Linked DNA regions of Mus musculus: region 1 is linked to region 2. A link is a loop called in an ENCODE intact Hi-C map of the cell type or tissue named here. Cell type or tissue: heart. All regions are shown on one strand. Links, peaks and the distances in the headings refer to the core of each region. The heading gives the core; the rest is flanking DNA. Region 1 overlaps Ptpn14 (protein tyrosine phosphatase, non-receptor type 14). Region 2 overlaps Ptpn14 (protein tyrosine phosphatase, non-receptor type 14).

What was found. A loop is a pair of places that touch in the nucleus more often than their neighbours do. Peaks named below come from ENCODE experiments on the same cell type or tissue, not always from the same donor. Only the 100,000 strongest peaks of a DNase experiment are listed, where the experiment ranks them.
Region 1: a loop joins it to region 2, with 2.5 times the contacts of the local background. A loop is called at or near these places in 5 of 42 quality-filtered maps.

Annotation. Positions count from the first base shown.
Region 1 is chr1:189,866,094-189,874,417 of GRCm38, forward strand. Ptpn14 (protein tyrosine phosphatase, non-receptor type 14) reads left to right here. Exons shown (of 19, transcript NM_008976.2): 19 at 3,834-8,324. The coding sequence ends at 3,962. Among named protein-coding and RNA genes, the nearest start is that of Gm26574, 32 kb to the left of the region's middle. In heart, for the core only: CTCF peaks have their summits at 2,063 (motif pointing right), 4,006 (motif pointing right) and 4,583; DNase peaks (open chromatin) are centred at 1,088, 1,558 and 7,678; H3K4me3 peaks cover 394 bases; H3K27ac peaks cover 2,868 bases.
Region 2 is chr1:189,813,567-189,821,890 of GRCm38, forward strand. All of the region lies in intron 3 of Ptpn14 (protein tyrosine phosphatase, non-receptor type 14), which reads left to right. Among named protein-coding and RNA genes, the nearest start is that of Gm26574, 21 kb to the right of the region's middle. In heart, for the core only: no CTCF peak of the experiment used is centred there; a DNase peak (open chromatin) is centred at 4,445; H3K27ac peaks cover 1,121 bases.

The DNA.
Region 1 (8,324 bases), core at 104-8,103, 53 kb after region 2:
AGTTCTGTTGTGGTTGTTTGACATGGCACGTGGCTCTGGCACGTGTAGTTCAATGTGTCCTGCATTTCTGGGATGTGCTTTGGCCCAAATCCTGTGTGTTGATAGATGCATCTCTGTAGGACACGGTTGTTGTCCTTATGGTATTGTTGGTATTCTGTCTGGACTCCACTCCCACAGTTACCTGGCAACAGCCAGGTAGGCCTGGCCCACTATAAAAGGGGCTGCTTGCCCCCTCTTCTGTCTCTTACTCCTGCTTCCCACTTGATTCTCTCTTGCTCCCCATCTCTCCCCACTTCCTTCCACACTCCCCACCCCACGTGGTCATGGCCAGCTTCTACTTCTCTACTCTCTCCCTCTCTCTGCCTTTCTCTGCCTCTACCACCCTCTTAACTCCCCTCTCCATGTCCTGAATAAACCTTATTCTATACTATACTGTCGTGTGGCTGGTCCCTCAGGGGGAAGGGATGCCTCAGCATGGGCCCACCGAGGCACCCCTTCCCTCACACCTCACCACACCCCCATAGAACATACTCTTACACTTCTTTGTCTTTTTATAATCACAGCAGGTATAGTTTTCATCTGGGGGCGTTTGCCCTTGTCTGGCTTGGCAATATATTGTGTATATTGGCAATATATTGTGCTATGTGGGCCAGCATTGGCCATTCGTTGTTTTAATCACATAGGAGTGTGTTATCTCGAGCTGCCATAGACTCTGGAGTTACAGTGAGAGCCATCGACAACAGCTCTGCTTTCATTCACATAAGATTGTGTGCAGGGTGGGGGCAGTGGTTTTGGTTTCTGCTTCTCCGTTTGTGTGTTGGTTTGTTTATGAAAGTTCTAGGGAGCTAACCCAGAACTTCACACCTGTCAGGAAAGTGCCCTCCCTACCACTGAGCTGTACGCCCCCCAGTTCTGGGTGTTTTCTTGTGCTTCTTCGTGGGTCTTGCTATGTAACCCTTACACCAGGTCCCAAACCCTAGGCTGTAAGGTCAATAGAGGGGCATCCTTACCTCTGCTCTATGGAAAGCCAGGCCCAGAGGAGGAAAGCCAGGCCCAGAGCAATCGTGTGATGATGTAGCCGGTCCTGTGTAACTTTAAGCAGCTGTCTGATGGCAGGAAGCAAGCTCTCCTCCTCTGAGGTCACTTCCTGCCTTCACACTGTTTCCCACAAGCTGTTCAGGTTCCAGATCGTGCAGCAGGGAACCCTTGTTCTGTGTAATGGATGCTTCAGTGTGTTAGTACGTGTACTCGTAGACTCAGAGATTTGAAAAGCAGCTTTATTTAACACTGCCCTGTCCTTAGCTCTTTGGAGCCCCATCCACAGCCTCTGGGAAGGCTGGAGATCACGCTGCTCACCGTGCATCAAAGCCAGCCTGGCGCTGAATGGGTGTGAATTGGGGGATGCAGCCAACGGGGATCCGGTGGGCTTCCCCCCCCACTGAGGCTCAGTGCCCCCAGCCCCCGCTGTGGTATGTTTCCTTCAGTACCCAGCTGCATGCCAGCACATTCCTTGCTGGTGTGGGACAGTCCTAAAACAACTTCTGTTCCCATTGATATTCAGCGATAAGGTGACTCACACAGTTCATTTCCTTCCCCCAGCGCCAGCACAGCCAACCTTATCTGTCCAGTTTGTTTCCCAGGGTTGCTGTTGACCAAGGGGCAACCAGACCGGCTGCTCCGCCCCGTGTGTTCTTCAGGCCTGGCTCCTCCCACTCCTGTCTCCCTCTCAGGAGAAGGGCCAACATATTTAGTTTGTTCTTTAAACAAAGACTTTTAACAAATGAATATAAGACCGTTAGGCCTCCTTTCCTCGCATCCCTGCTTAGCCTGCCTTTTCTAATTACTGAGGTGATTTGTGTGTTTTGTATTTTTGGTTTGTGATTCTAGCAGCGTTCATCTTTGTCAACGAAGAAGTGGCTTTTCTTTTTTCCCCACACTTTCCCCCTTTTGTCTCATTTAAAATATATTTTTAATCATGTGGAGATGCTAGGTTAGGCATGTGTGTGAGTACAACGCCCACAGAGGCCAGAGGAAAGTGTCTGCGGCTCTGACGTGTAGTCACCGTGGTTGTGAGCCACCTGATGGGGGCGCCCGGAGCTGGTGGCGAGTGTGGAGTCCTACCTCTTGAGCTGTCTCTTGCCCAACCATGCTCTCGTTCTCATGACTCACAGCAGTTGGTCTTGGGGAGTGAGGGAGATTCCACCGCTGCGAGGTGGTGGCTGTGAGGTCAAGGTTGGTCTCCAGGCTGCTTTGCAGTGTCAGTACTGTATGGCTTTCCCTGCTGTTCATGGTGTGTCAAGGACCATGTCTGCCCTGCCTTGCATAATGCCAGGGGCACTGTGTACCAGTGGTAGTGGGAGGTGGGGATGGGGGTGGGGTGAGGATGGGGTTCTGATAGCTGTGATGTGGGGGGGGGGTGAGGGGGGGATGGTGGGGGGTGAAAATAGGGGTGAGGATGGAGGTAGGGGTGGGGGGTGAGGATGGGGAGTAGGGGTGATGGTAGGCGTGGTGGTGGGGATAAGGAGGGTGGAAGAGGATATGAGAGAAAGAGAAATGGAGGTGGAGGCTGTGGAGGCAGGGAGGGATGGCAGATTGGGAGGCGGTTTTCCCAAGAGATCAGAAGTGTCTTGAGGGCTGAGGAGCTATCCCAGTGGCCATAAGCGCTCACATGTGAGGCGATTCCCAGCGTCCATGAGAAGCTAGGTGTGGACGAGCACACAGAAAGCCAGGGGAGGCACGAGACTCACAGAACACAGATGATTATATGGGGCGGGAAGGGCACGGTCACAGGGCACAGATGATAGCACAGGGCAGGAAGGGCACCGCACCACAGTGCTGGGGCTCTCTGGTGAGAAGCCAACCCAGATGAGAAGCTGCAAGCTTCAGTTCAGTGAGGGACTCTGTCGCAACGGCATAGGGCATCTGATGTCCGCCTCTGAGAATATGCACCCATGTACAATGGTGTGCACTACAAGCACATACCCCATACATGAGTATCCATGCACCACACAAAGGAAATATCTGGACCAGCAAGATGGGTCAGTGGGTAAAGGTACTAGACAGCAAGCTTTACTACCTGAGTTTGGTCCCCAGGACACGCACAAATAAATGTCATAAATTTAAAAAGAAAGAAAGGAAGGAAGGAAGGAAGGAAGGAAGGAAGGAAGAAAGAAAGAAAGAAAGAAAGAAAGAAAGAAAGAAAGGAGAGAGGGGGAAGGAAGGAAGGAAGGAAGGAAGAAAAGAAAAGAAAAGAAAAGAAAAGAAAAGAAAAGAAAAGAAAAGAAAAGAAATAGCTAACTTGAGGGGGTTGAGGCAGGAGCATCATGTGTTTGAAGTCAGCCTAGACTACAGAGTGAGTTCCTCAAAATTTTTCTCAACCTGTATGTAAAGGGAAGGGGATGGAGGGAGGGAAGGAATGGTATTTGGCATTCGCCACAGTCCACTGCTTTGAGAACCTTGCACTGTAAGTGCAAACAGCTTTCAGATTCACTCACACGAGTAAACAAACACGGGTGAACGATACCACACCAGAAACAGGGGTCTCCAACCGTGGCACAGAGCCGATTCCTAAAGCCCTGGAGGGTCAGAACCCTTAGCTCCGCCTCCTTCCTGGTTGTCCGCAGTGGGCAGAGTCTTAGCTCCGCCTCCTTCCTGGTTGTCCACAGTGGGCAGAGTCTTAGCTCCGCCTCCTTCCTGGTTGTCCACAGTGGGCAGAGTCTTAGCTCCGCCTCCTTCTTGGTTGTCCGCCTTGGGCAGAGGTTTCCCCGGCAGGGAGGGGAGATCTCGGGGAGGCATTCTGTCTCAGCCTGTGTGCCCTTTCTGTTCTCTTGCAGAAGGTGGAGGTGCCCACGATGCTGCGATTCCTCAGGGAGCAGAGGATGTTCATGATCCAGACCATTGCGCAGTACAAGTTCGTCTACCAAGTCCTCGTCCAGTTCCTGCAGAATTCCAGGCTCATTTGATCTCCTCCGGGATGCAGCTTCTGGAGGAGGGACGCAGCTCTGTCCTGCAGGGGGCGCCACTTCGACAACATCTGCCTCCCCCAGCCAGAGGTGGATGGCTGGCAGCAGGCAGAAGCCAGAGTTACTCACAAACATCATGTATTATTTTATATAAGATAATTTATTTTTTCCCTCTTTGGAATAAGTTCTGTGAGTTATTATATAATGCTTCCCCCCCATACACACACACAATAATATAGTGCTTCTCATTTGAACCACACGTTGACTGATCTGCAGTGTTAGCCTCCGGGAGGGAAGGTGGTGGCCCCCATGGGACATTTTAGACACAGAGGCATAAAGGGAAAGCATCTCTAGTGAAGTTGCAGGCAAACTGGTAATGCTCCAGTCAAAAGTGGCAAGAGAGAGAAACCATCCTCAGCTGGAAGGGAGAGAGCCAAGGTCCTGGAAAGTGATCCAAACACACTGGGTTCCTGCACCTTGCTGGGTGCTTGCTTTTCTCTCCTGCATTTCTGTCCTCTGTCCTCGCCCTCAGCAATCTTTCTCCGGAAGCCTAGGTGAAGGGTGGGATTGGCTGGAGAGCATGGTGCCTCCAAGGGTGGTGATGCCGTCTTTGGTCAATGGGGGCGCTGCTGTCCTTTCTCTCACCCCTTGTTCTGGCTCAGAAGTCTGATACAGTGATGGGTGGCAGGCTGGGTATCTGCTGCTTTGTCTTGTATACTCACAACACTGTAGTCTGGTGGCCCTGGGCCAGGCGGTCTGCACAGCTCAGCCCTCTGCCTGATTCTGACTGTGAGAAGATAACCCACCAGGGTGGGAATGGAGTTGGGTGTGGCCTCGGTGTGGCCTCTTAGCTACACAATGTTGCGTGTGGTGGATGGTGACGTAGAAGATGAAGTTCAGGTACATTCCATCTTCCTATCTGTTCCTAAGTTGTTAGAAGGGTCTTAAGGAAACTCACATTGGGGAGCTGTCAGGCACTTAGTAGGGCCCTGCCCGGGAGGTACACACCTGTGTCCAACTCACTGTGTGCTGCTTGGTTTTAGGCTGTAGCTGATGAGGGCTGAGTTGGTTCCTCTTAGAGCTTCCTTGTTGTCCTGAGGCAGAGTTCCTGGGTGATCTTGAGTTTGCTGTGTAGAGGATGGCTCCTAATTTTTCACATCTTCCCCTCCCACGTGCTGGGGTTTCAGGTGTGTCCCACCACACTATGAATGCTGAGACTGTCTACTAAAAAACCTTCCACCGCCTCCCTCTCCTGTGCAGCCCAGCCTGGGTCAGTGATGATATCGACCGTGTTCGATTTGAAGTCCAGTTTCCTGCTTATGTCCAATTTTGCTCAGAGTATAATTTTCTAAACTGTGAGTTTGTGGAACTGAATGTGTCAGGTCTTCCTCCACAGTTACATTTTTCCCTATTTCCTGAGCTGAAAAGACCAAACAGAAAGTGTGTGTCTTTGTGGCTTCTTTCTCCACCCCCTAGTGAGTGCTTATGACAGCAGAATCCCCATGAACTCCTCTGGAAGGTGAGCCAAGCTGTCTTCACACTGGGCAGGGGTGGTGCTGGTGCTGATGTTGATACAGCATTTGTGGGTTCAGAATCTGTAGAAGAGGTGCTTCCATCCTCCCTTCCGCCATGCAGATTGAACCAAGGAGTCTAAGTGTGCAAGCCTTGTGGATCTGGTGCACTGTGTAAACTCTGACATAGGTATTTTGGGGAAATGTTACAGTGTTAAGGGTGGGAAGTCTTGTTTCACTTCCTTTGATGATGTTTCTCCTTTACATTCGGTCCCACTTACGGTTTCATTATGCAATGAAGAACGCTGCTGATCCTCTCCTGTTGTCTCTGAGCTGTAGTCGGTCAGAATGTATCTCCCTCGGGCAGCAAGGAGATATGATGCCACTTTGCACGGGTCACTCGGGGGCTGTTTTTACCCTGTGTTAGCAGAACAAGGTGCAGGGAAGTAGCAGAACAAGGTGCAGGGAAGATGTCGGTTGGCTACCCAACTTCCTAGTGTGCATGGTGAGCCCTAAAGGAGAACATTAAGTGTCCCGAGTACGTATGTGTTCCATTCTCAGACACCATTGCTTCTGGTTCTTCAGTAACATTCCAAATTCCTTTCCCATCCCTAGGAAGTCCCCGTGGATCTCTGGTTAAATTATCATCAGGCATATAAAGTGGCATCTGCATAATGATTGCCCAGAGATGCTTTCTATCTGGGAAGTGAGCCAAGGAATAAACCTTGAAGTAAAGTGTATTAAATTAGTTATCTGGTTAGGCCTTTTGGAAAGATTTCCTGTGATGCATGGGGGCCAGAGCTGGAGTTGTCAGGGCCCATTGCCGCAGTTTGGATTTGAAGGAGGGGAAAATTAAAACAGGAGCCAGTAAGTCATCCCATCTCACAGCAGAGCAGTGGACTGCTTGCTCGATGGCCCTGGTTTGGAGTTTTTTCCAGTGGTACCACACTCTTTTACTTACACTCATCGGCCTACGTCCACCTTTGTCCTGGTTCAGGGGTCTCTGTATCCTGGCTGCTTAACGTGGTGTCTTCATCCCTGAGATCCTGAGTTGTGTTAAAGATGAAGCTGCGGAGTTTCTGGCTGGGCTGTGGCTGGTCTTAGGTGGCTCTGCAGTAACTTCAGGTGGAATCCCAGGGGTCAGGGGGCTGCACATCCATATATTCTCCTTTTTCAGTAAGAAGTAGAGGAGAAAACAGGATTGGGCATGTAAGTCGCTTTATGGAGGTGAAGACTAGTGGGTTCCTCTGATCACTTGGAGATGAGCCGCAGATACGATACTAGGGAGGCTGGGGGCATCTCACGTGGACCGTATCGTGTAATAAGCCTTGATTTAATGCGCTTACTTTGGGAGACTTGTACTGTTATGAGAAAGGGATTACTCACGATTAGAAGCAAGCCGTCATCCCGTTCCCCCCAACACCCACTCCAGTCTTGGGCTCTCTCAGCCACCTCTGCTTCAGGACATGGTCCTCATGGGACACAGCCACCAGCTTCTATGCAAGCCATACCCTGCCCTCTCTCAGCTTCCACTTTTCAGCAGCTACCTCCTGAACTGGTTCTTTGTGACCCTGCTACCTCGCTGTGCTGGCCTTGCATCTGGTCAAGCTGGGAGGTGCCCCTGGATGCTGACAGGCTGGGATGACAGATGTGTTGCCGTGTAGTCTTCTGTCACCCCCTTGAAGCTCAGGCCGGCCTGCTTATCGATGAGCCATTTAGGCTCTCCCCTTTTTAGTGGCATGTCTGATGGAGAGAGCGAATTTAGTTAATTGATTAATGTTTGGAGATGTGCCAGTTACTTGAGGTGGAGAGGGGAAGAGTACCAGGTCATTCTAGAATAAACTCAACGAACATGATTAGCCTTGACCCCTGTTTGTAATAACTTATTCATTTTGTCTCAGTATTAGGAATGAGCTGTCCACGGAGTGCGCGGTCACTGCCGTGTGGCCCTCAACTTCTGCATTTACCAAAGATTCTGCCGCTGCTGCATCTTGTCTGCGCTCTAGCCAGGCAGCTGGCAACCAGGTTCTCATTCAGTGTTCTTCTCCTCGAGTAGCAGCTCCGGCTCACTCTAGCAGGGAGCTTTGGGCCTTCCATGGGGACGGCACGTTCCCTGGTGACCTACAACTTGATGTATTGGCCCTGGAGGGTGGACTCAGTCACAGTTAGCCCCAGAGGGTTACTACAGTCTGAGCATACTGGCCTTCACCTCGCTTCTGTGTCCTTCGGTGGCAAATCACCTTTCCGGGGACATCTGCTGAATGTAGTACCCACATGTCTGGGGAAATATGAGGGTGTGCTCAGCACATGCTGCCAACCCGGCTTATCCAGATGTCAGTTATTCTAGGGGAGCTGGGACAGTGTCCAGCAGCTTGTCCACATTCATCCTCCTGTTCTCAGCTTTTGCATTTCCATTATAACCTTCGGGGAAGTGAGTGTTTTCACCGGGTGTGTCCAGTCCTTCGTAACCTTTGCCGTTTAGTATGGAACATCACCTTTCTCAGGCTCTCGCTGACGTGTTCCTGTTAGCCTGTTCATGACTGGGCACTGGGGGTCTGGCACCCTTCAATCTCATGGATGGATAGTGTGCTGCTGTTTGGAGATCGGTTCTTGCCGTTTGGAGCTGGGTTCAGCCTCCTCATTTTAGAGATAAATTAAAGGGCATTTGGTTGTCTGGCAGGGGTTGGAGCAAATGCCAGCCTAAATATGGTTAACTGTTGCATAGAAAGTGACTCTTGGGCTACACTCTTGCCAGCAGGACCATCATTCACTAAAAGTGCTCAGAGCTTGTCCAAGGACAGTAGGGAGTGGTTAGATCACCCCTGGATTTCTTACCCCAAATTTTTTGGGC
Region 2 (8,324 bases), core at 107-8,106:
GCAGGTCTGTGAGCTTGAGACTGTTTCCTTATTAGGAATCCTGGGTGTTTTGTTCACTTGCTTTTTTCCTTTAAGCTAAAATTCATAAAATGTTAAAAAAAAAAAAAACGATCTTGTTAGTTACTTAAACATGTGCATCCAGTGTTTTTAGTGCCTTCACAGAGTTGGGCAACCATCTCTACCATCTAATGTCAGAACTCCCATAGCTCCTTTCCCCCTTCGCTCCTCTTCCTCTTCTCCTCCTCCTCCTTCTCTTTCCTGCCTCCTCTTCTTCTCCTCTTCCTCCTCCTCTTTCCCTCCTCCTCCTCTTCTCTTCCTCTTCTCCTCCACTTCCCCCTCTTCCTCCCCCTCTTTTCCTCCTCTTCTTCTCTTCCTCCTCTTCCTCCTCCTAATCTTCTACTTCTTCTCCTGCTCCTTCCTAGGTTCTGCCATCTTCCTGTCAGTGGAATATCAAATGAGGTCGCTGTGTCTGGCTCTTTTGCTTAGCCTGCCCAGAGCATGGCTCCCTTCAGTTCTCCATCCTTGTTCTCCTTAAGGGACAGGGCTCACTGGTAGCCTAGGCGGGTCCTCTGTGTGATTTCCCGGGGATGTCCCAGCATGCTCAGAGACTCCACCTCTTCCTGTGGAGTTGTAGCATGGTGGGATCGCGTGTAATTTCTTTCTTCTTTTGCAGTTGACTTTGGGACCTTTTCTCTTTTGGTACTGTAGGTTGCGGTGCTATTCATACTCAAGGTGGTGTGGTTTAGTTTGGTTTGGTTTTTCCCCCTGAGACAGAGTCTCACTCTGGAGCCTTGGCTGACCTGGAGCCTAGGCTGGCCTTGAACTCACAGAAATCTACCTGCCTCTTAAGTACTGGGATTAAAGGTGTACACCCCCAACCCCCACCCTCCACCCCCTCCCCCTCCCGGCTCATAACCTGTACATGGAGTCTCTGTAATTTGTTATAATTAACTCAAGAGTTCAAGAGCAGAGAGGTGGATCTTGTCTGGGCTTGCCTTGTTTCTTATGCAATATTTGCTGTCATGGTCAAGGGGTTTGTAGAGAGTGTATGCTTGTCCCCAAGACTTCCCAAGCTCTGTCTCTGCTCTGGCTGTGGGTCTTGGCATCTGCTTCAGCCAGCTCATACTTTATTTTGGCGTCTACACTTTACACTGTAGTTTTTCAGGCTTCTGTAAGCATGTTTCATCTCAGCCGAAGCAGATAGGGCCCCCCGTGATCCTTTCTAGTCCTCCAGATAGGATTGGATGGGAAGGGACCTGTGCCCACCGACATAGGGCAGAGAAACAGAGTCTGGTCATTCCCTCTTGCTCCGTGATGTGTTGTGGAAACTGAGTTTCTGTTTCACACAGAACCCTGGTTCAGGATAGGCCACTATTAGGGCGTTTATGGTCTCTATATGCTGAGCTTGTCCCTGTAATTTGTTATAATTAACTCAGGAGTTGGAGAGCAGAGAGTGTGAATCAGGTCTGGGCTTGCCTTGTTTCTTACACAGCATTTGCTGTTCCTGGTGTTTTCCCCCAGTGCTCAGAGCCTGTGTGTGTTTGTGTGCATTTAAACAAACAGTGTCCTTTTTAGGAAAGAATCACAGAGACTTGGAGAGTCTTCCTAAGAAGGTGGGTGTCTCAGGGAAGGTGACTCTTGGTCAGGTGCTGCTGAAACCTTGTGGAGTTGAACACCTGCCATGGAAATCCTGTCTGTGTATGTTTGAGAAAATGTGTGTGTGCGCATGTGTGCGTGCGTGCGTGTGTGCGTGCGTGCGTGTGTGTGTGTGTGTGTGCGTGTGTGTGTGCGTGTGCGTGTGTGTGTGTGTGTTCTCAGGAGTACACATCAGTTAGCTGTGACTGTGAGGAAGGCTGGAGGACTTTCCCTTTTAAGGTCGCCCATGTCCCTTGTAGGGTTAGCCCCTTCATCTTTTCTCTGGGGTCATTGTGTTTCCCATAGTTTGCTGCTGGTGCAGTTTTCATTGACGGCTAACTCGGACATTCATTGAACATAAAAGCTTTTTAGCTAGTGCACAGACCGGGTACCAGACACATTATTATACATATCAGGAATCATGAACTCAAATAAATCCTTCCCAAGGGTTCTGAGAGCTCAGGGCTGGGGCGGAGAATGGCCTGTGTAGGACTGTCTAGCGACTGTACGGCACATGGAGGACAAAACCCGTGTGGGCCACCCTGTCCGTTCTGTCCCTTTGCAGCTGAGAGCAGTCTTTGGAATGCATGGGTGAGCTTCCCTCCCCTGCTGCTACCCAGCCCTGACAGTCTTAGGGCTCAGTTTGCTTCCTCATACCCCAGGGTCCTAGGACAGCTCGAACCTTTCTCATTGGAACAGGACAACATCAAGCAGAGAGCAATGTTCTGTGATGCTTTGGTACATTTTCCACCATCCTGGGAGAAGGTTCTAGTAAATTCCGGAAAGGGGCTTTCTGATACTGCTAGTTGCAAAGAAAGGTTTCTGTCCAGGAGGTGTCGTTTTAAACCTTACCCTGCTCTTAGTCATTAAGACAGCTGATGTCCTTTTCGCACTCTGATCCTCCATGCTTACGGGAAGGCCTCAAAGACCGAATGGAAAGATGTACTACAAATTGTGACATTTATATTGGCTCTTCAGATGAGGGGCATTGTTGGCTGAGCTGGATTTGAGCTACGGAGGAAGGATGAACGGAAAGGAACACATAGCGACACTGAGAATGTAGACCAGCGGTCACAGCTCAGAGTATTGCTACCCATCTGGCTTCAGGCAGCAAAAAACAGACCTGGAGAGTTCCTAGCCATGGAAGAAGCACACCCTGAGTGCATCCCCAGGCTAGCCTCACTGATTGTGCATCCTAAGTACATTCCCAGGCTAGCCTCACTGACGTTGAGGCACACAACTTCTCCTCGTGGAGAAGGGCCAGCTTCTGCAAGCCTTTCTCAGAAGCATGGGCCACACACAGCTCTGTTAGTGATATTTTCAGTTTCATTTTTACTTGGGGATTTCATGGAAAAGGAGGGCTCTTCCTTTTTATGTCCGTGGTTGGCCCTGCTTGGAGGTGATGCTATCTGGCTTTTCCATTAAGAAGCAATGTCACCTTGGACAAGTCAGTCTCTCAGAACAGTTTCCTGCTGTCCACATGGAGGTGTTAGGCATGGATGTTAAACTCTCAACTGACTTTCTTGTTTAGAATTAACTATCCAGCATCGGTTCAAGGCCCCCAAATCCGTAATGCGCTCATGATCAGAGGACTGTGCCCCGCACTGATCAGTGGACTGTACCCAATACTGACTTGCAGAGTCAACTTTGAGATATAGGAGCAACACAAGTCCCTTCTTGCACACTGAAGATTTCAGGACAGAGGGAAATAGGAACCACATGGGCTCTGAAGATGTTTGCTAGAGAGTTGCGGCCATTTGTAGTCACACTCCGTGAGCCCAACACTGTTACCAGAAAATGAGGTCATCTAGTGTTGGGGGTGGGTCCTCCAAACAAGCATCTATATACAGTACCTTAACTGTGCTCCACTCCCCTGCCTCCATCCTGTGGGCATGCTGGTGTACTTGCAAGGCAGTCAGGACAAATCCAGGTCTGAAAGCTTAGCCATCGTGATGGGCTCTTCCCAACTTGGGGATCCTCTGCTGCCCTAGACTTGGAATGAAGGATTCAGTTGGGGGAGGGGTGGGAAACATACTCTCAAAGCTACGTGTCCTCAGCCTTTGAGTTCCTGGCGCCTTTCTCGTGGTTCTGCGGTGAGGCAGGCCCTGCTTTGTAGGCTACCACAGGCGTTCCTCAACCAGAAGGGACAACCCTGCAAGTACAACACACAGACCGGATGTTCAGGTTCCTCACATGTGAATTAAAATGGAACTGAGGGGACCTAGCCAAACATCTTGAATGTAATACTATGCTGTGTAGTTTCTTAGGGACGTCTCCATACCTCTGTCAGAATACTGAGCGCTTCCTTGGCTTGGCCAAGTTTAGCGTTTAAAAATAAACACAAACTTCAGTTCAAAATCCTGGAGGAAGAAGGAAGTTGGAAAAGTTGTTCATGCCGTAGAATATGGACATTCAGGATGGAGGACCTCCCCTCACCCCACCCCCAGCCTACCTCAGAGCATCTGTCAGCTCCCAGTTACCATGTTTAGCCAAAGCAATTGTTGGGACCCTTGTCTGCATCACACAGGGAAACTACCATTTCCTCGATGAATGAATTTTTGCTTTAGGCTAAAATCAAGATGAAAAACGAGATGAGAAAATTTACTTTGATTTAACGTGTAGAATTATCACCCGATTCTTACAGGGAGAGCTGGCCTGTAACCTAAGACTAGCCCCTGGGTCTCCACAGCCAGATGGGATGCCTCGAGGACGTTTGAGTATGAAGAATGTTTTAGCATTTTCTGTGCAAGCTTAGATTCAAAGCGGACCTCTTTGGAAACTTGGCTGTGCTTCATTTCCTGGCATGACGATTGGCTGGCTGGATTTTTCCTTTCCACCCACAGTGCTGACAGGGTGGAGTGTACTTCCATGAAATTGTATGTTTCTAAAATAGGACCCACAGTTTTACTTTACTGCAGTTAGAAGAGTTGTATCTCTAACCAAAACAGAGAGGAGCCCAACAATTCTAAAAACAGAACGCCAGCTCTGCTCTCGGATCCTGCAGGGCGCCATTTTTATATTTTACAAAGGGGCTTTCAGTGGGAAAATAAAGCTAGCACATAATTTCTAAAGTAGTTCAAATTTTGTTCTTTTTTTTCCTGCAGTCTTACTAGTAACTGTCGCCAAAGTCTCGTGTGGTGACTACACATATCAGTGCCCAGAGGTCTTTGTATTCTGGATGGCTTCCAGGTAGAACATACTACATCCCCGACACTGTATCCAAGCACAGGCATATGCCAGCCTACACAGGCATGAGGAGCGTCCAGTGTCCTCACTGTAGAGTTGGAGTCATTGTTTCCTGTCACAGGATGGTCTGAATTGGAGCTGACATGTATGTGGGCTGGGATGTGGCCCAGTAGGTAGAGAGTTTCCCTAACATGAAGCGGCCCTGGGATCGGTCCTCAGCAGTACGTATCAGGCACAGTGGCTCACGCCTCTAGAAGGCAAAGACAGGACGAACAGGGCTTCGAGGTCATCCTTGCTCACATAGGGAGTTGGAGGCCATCCTGGCATCCGTGAGACCCTGTCTGGAAAACGGCAGCAACAAAGAGCTGGATGTCGCTGAATAGCAAGCCTTGGGCTCAGGAGAAATAGAGTTGCTGGTTAGCTGGATCGAGTGGATTTCTTGGTAACTGATCCGGTCCCCAAAAGAATCTACTGACAGCCTCTTGGCTGTTCCTTTTCACTTCCAGGGTGACATGGGAGACAACTTCCGTTCTGGGTCACAGGTGACAACACCTTTACAAACATCCCCTACCCTACTCCACCCTGGGTACTGGAAGACTGTCCCATCAGACAGCACAGCAAAGAACTTGGATGGACTGACGGGGTCCCTGTGAGGCAGAGACTGAGGTCTGGTCCTTCCCAGGTTTTGCATTTATGTTTCCAGGAAGTGCTCCCAGGAAGTACTCCCAGGAAGTGCTCCCAGGAAGTGCTTCCTAAGTTCATGCTGACACCTGCTTGCCCTTCTGGCTTGAAGGACTGAAAATAAGTGGAAGCAACCAACGGTAGAGAAGGGGTGTCCCGGGGATTCAGACATTGTGTGACTAGTAGGAGGAGGTGAGCTTTTGCCTCCTTTTCCAGCTGAGGTCCCCACCGCACCACCACTTGGGTCAGTTTTGAGAACCCTGCTGTAGCTTTCCTTAGTAAACCTGAAGGTGCTTTCTGCCTGCTCACAGGATCTTAAGAGGTTTTGGTTTTGGTTTTGATGCCCTGAAACATTACTGGAGAGAGACTGTGTGGCCCACGGGGCGAAGCTGACACCTTTTCCTTGTCTCTCTTTCTGCTCTCATCCTCTCAGTTGTGAAAGTAGGACCCTCAGGCTCCAAGTGGCTCGTCTTCAAAGATGTGCCTGCACGTCTGCTTTCACGGTGAACTCTTGGCACTTAAAAGGGGTTTTGATAACTTAAGGACCCTCTTACTGGCTCTGTTTCCTCCCTCTAAGAACTGCTGGGGTTGCGGAGATGAAAGCCTCCACAAAAGACTCCCAGGCACTTCCCAGGGTCTCTTGAAGAGAGGTTACCTGGAGGGAGTGAGGCACTGTTCCCTGGAGAGGCAGAGGGCACCGAGTGCAGAGCCTTGAAGGGTGGGTGTAGACGTCATGGCGGCCGTACAGTGAGTCTGAGATGAGAAGCATCCTCCTGGAGACATGGCCCTTAGCCCCTCCTCAGACTCACGGAGCTGCCTCCCAGGAGGTGCACGGCAGTTAGCCGTGCTTCGTTCTGTTTTGATACAAGGCCTCACTCTATAGCCCAGGGTAGCCCAGAGTTCACTATACAGCCTGGGATGGCCTTGGATTTATGATCTTTTTGCCTGAGCCCCTTGAGTGCTGGGATTCCAGATTCACACTGTTAGTTTTTAAACACCAGCATCTCATGGGTTTAAGTAAGGTGATGCAAGCTTTGCCTGTCTTGAAGAGGGTTGTGCTCCTCCAAGCAGAGGGGATAATGTGAAGCCTTGGTGGGTTCCCGCAATAAAGAAGAACAGAGAAACTGGGGTTGTGATTGTAGCCTGGCTCAGAGGAGAGACAGGCAAGCACAGCGGCTGTGGACCATACTGCCTGGGGCCAGCCTTTGATTCTCCTTGGGAGAGGCCTGAAAACTGGGAGTTACCAATTGCGGACTTGGTGCTCTGCACAGAGCAGAGCAGAATGCCAGAGGATGTGACTGAAGCTTGCCTTACTGTGGCCAACCCCAGGGTTCTTCGTGTTGGGTGTTTTGACTTACTCTTATCAAGATTCTAAGTTCAAAAGGTCGTGCTTCAGGGTTATTTGTTCAGATTATCAGGAATTAACAAGTTGTAGCTTCCTTTTCCCTCTGCCATGCGGATACTGCCATTAAACACCCTAAGAATCAGTCTGTCCCTCCCTCCGTTCTTCCTTCCCTCCCTTCCTCCCTTCCTCCACAGACTGGAGGATTCTGGGACCCTGTTGGACAGAACACTGAACACTTCAGATTCAGTGGGAGGCTCTGTCTCATAAGAAAAGGTCACAGAGGCAATTGAGAAAAACCAGATTGGCTTCTTGTCTTCACGTGCACACACATGGATGAATTTGCACCCACACATGCATACAGTGCCCTCTCTCTCTGTCTCTCTCTGTCTCTTTCTCCCTGTCTCTCTCTCTCCCTTCCTCCCTTCCTCTCCCCTCTCGTTCTCCTTCCCCTTTCTAGCTCTTTCCCTCTTCTCTCTCTCTCATCTCCCTGCTCTCCGCAATGCCCTTGGTTTCACTGGATTTAGTATTGATCTTGGCATTTCCTCCCTCGATCTAAGCACTTACCAGAATTGGAGAAACTGGCTTTTGATAGCCAGCAAATGACTTTGGTGGTAAATTCTTGTGTCTAATTCCTTTCCCATGTGGTAGGACTTGGGGGTAAGAGGAATCTGAACTGTGGTGACAGTTAAGGACTGAATAGTGTCCACAGAGGGGTGGTGGCCTCTGATGGGCAAACAGACAAAGGTTTTCTGATGGACTGGCCTCTAAAGCTCAGTAAAGGTCATTCATTGATACAGGTCATTTATTGATAGAGTTATTCATTGATATGGGTCATTCATCGATAGGGGTCATTCATAGATAGGGGTCATTTATTGATACGGGTCATTCATTGATACAGGTTATTCATTGATACAGGTCATTTATTGATAGAGTTATTCATTGATACAGATCATTCATTGGTACAGCCCAATGATAATGGTAGGTGGAAGATCCCTGATTGAATGGTGAAACTTGTAAAATGTTTATAAATTTATCAGATAAAAGATCAGGTGGGAGCAGGAAACGAAAGTTAGTTTTCTGTTGCATATTACAATTTGATTTAAAATAATTAATTAGCTAACTCCCAGTGTTTGCCCTTCAGATCTGAGGCTAGAATCTTCCCACCAGAGACTAACCTGTTTTTTTGTTTGTTTGTTTTGTTTTGTCTTGTCTATTGTCTTTCCCTGCTCTATAGTCCTGGGTGGGATGGGCTGGTGTGGGCAGAGAGCCAGTGTTTTACCCTCCAGGAGCCTTTTTCAGGGTGTCACCACACCTGTGGTAGTGCAGGCATACCCTGCCATTATCAGTTCTCCATGTCTAGGGAAACCAGGCTTGGGGTGACCTTTGGGGTCCCAGACAGAGCTGTCAAAGGTAAGCTGTAATACAGAGCGTTCTTACCAGGAGCAAAATGGCGCCAGTATTTCAGACAGCGTAGCAG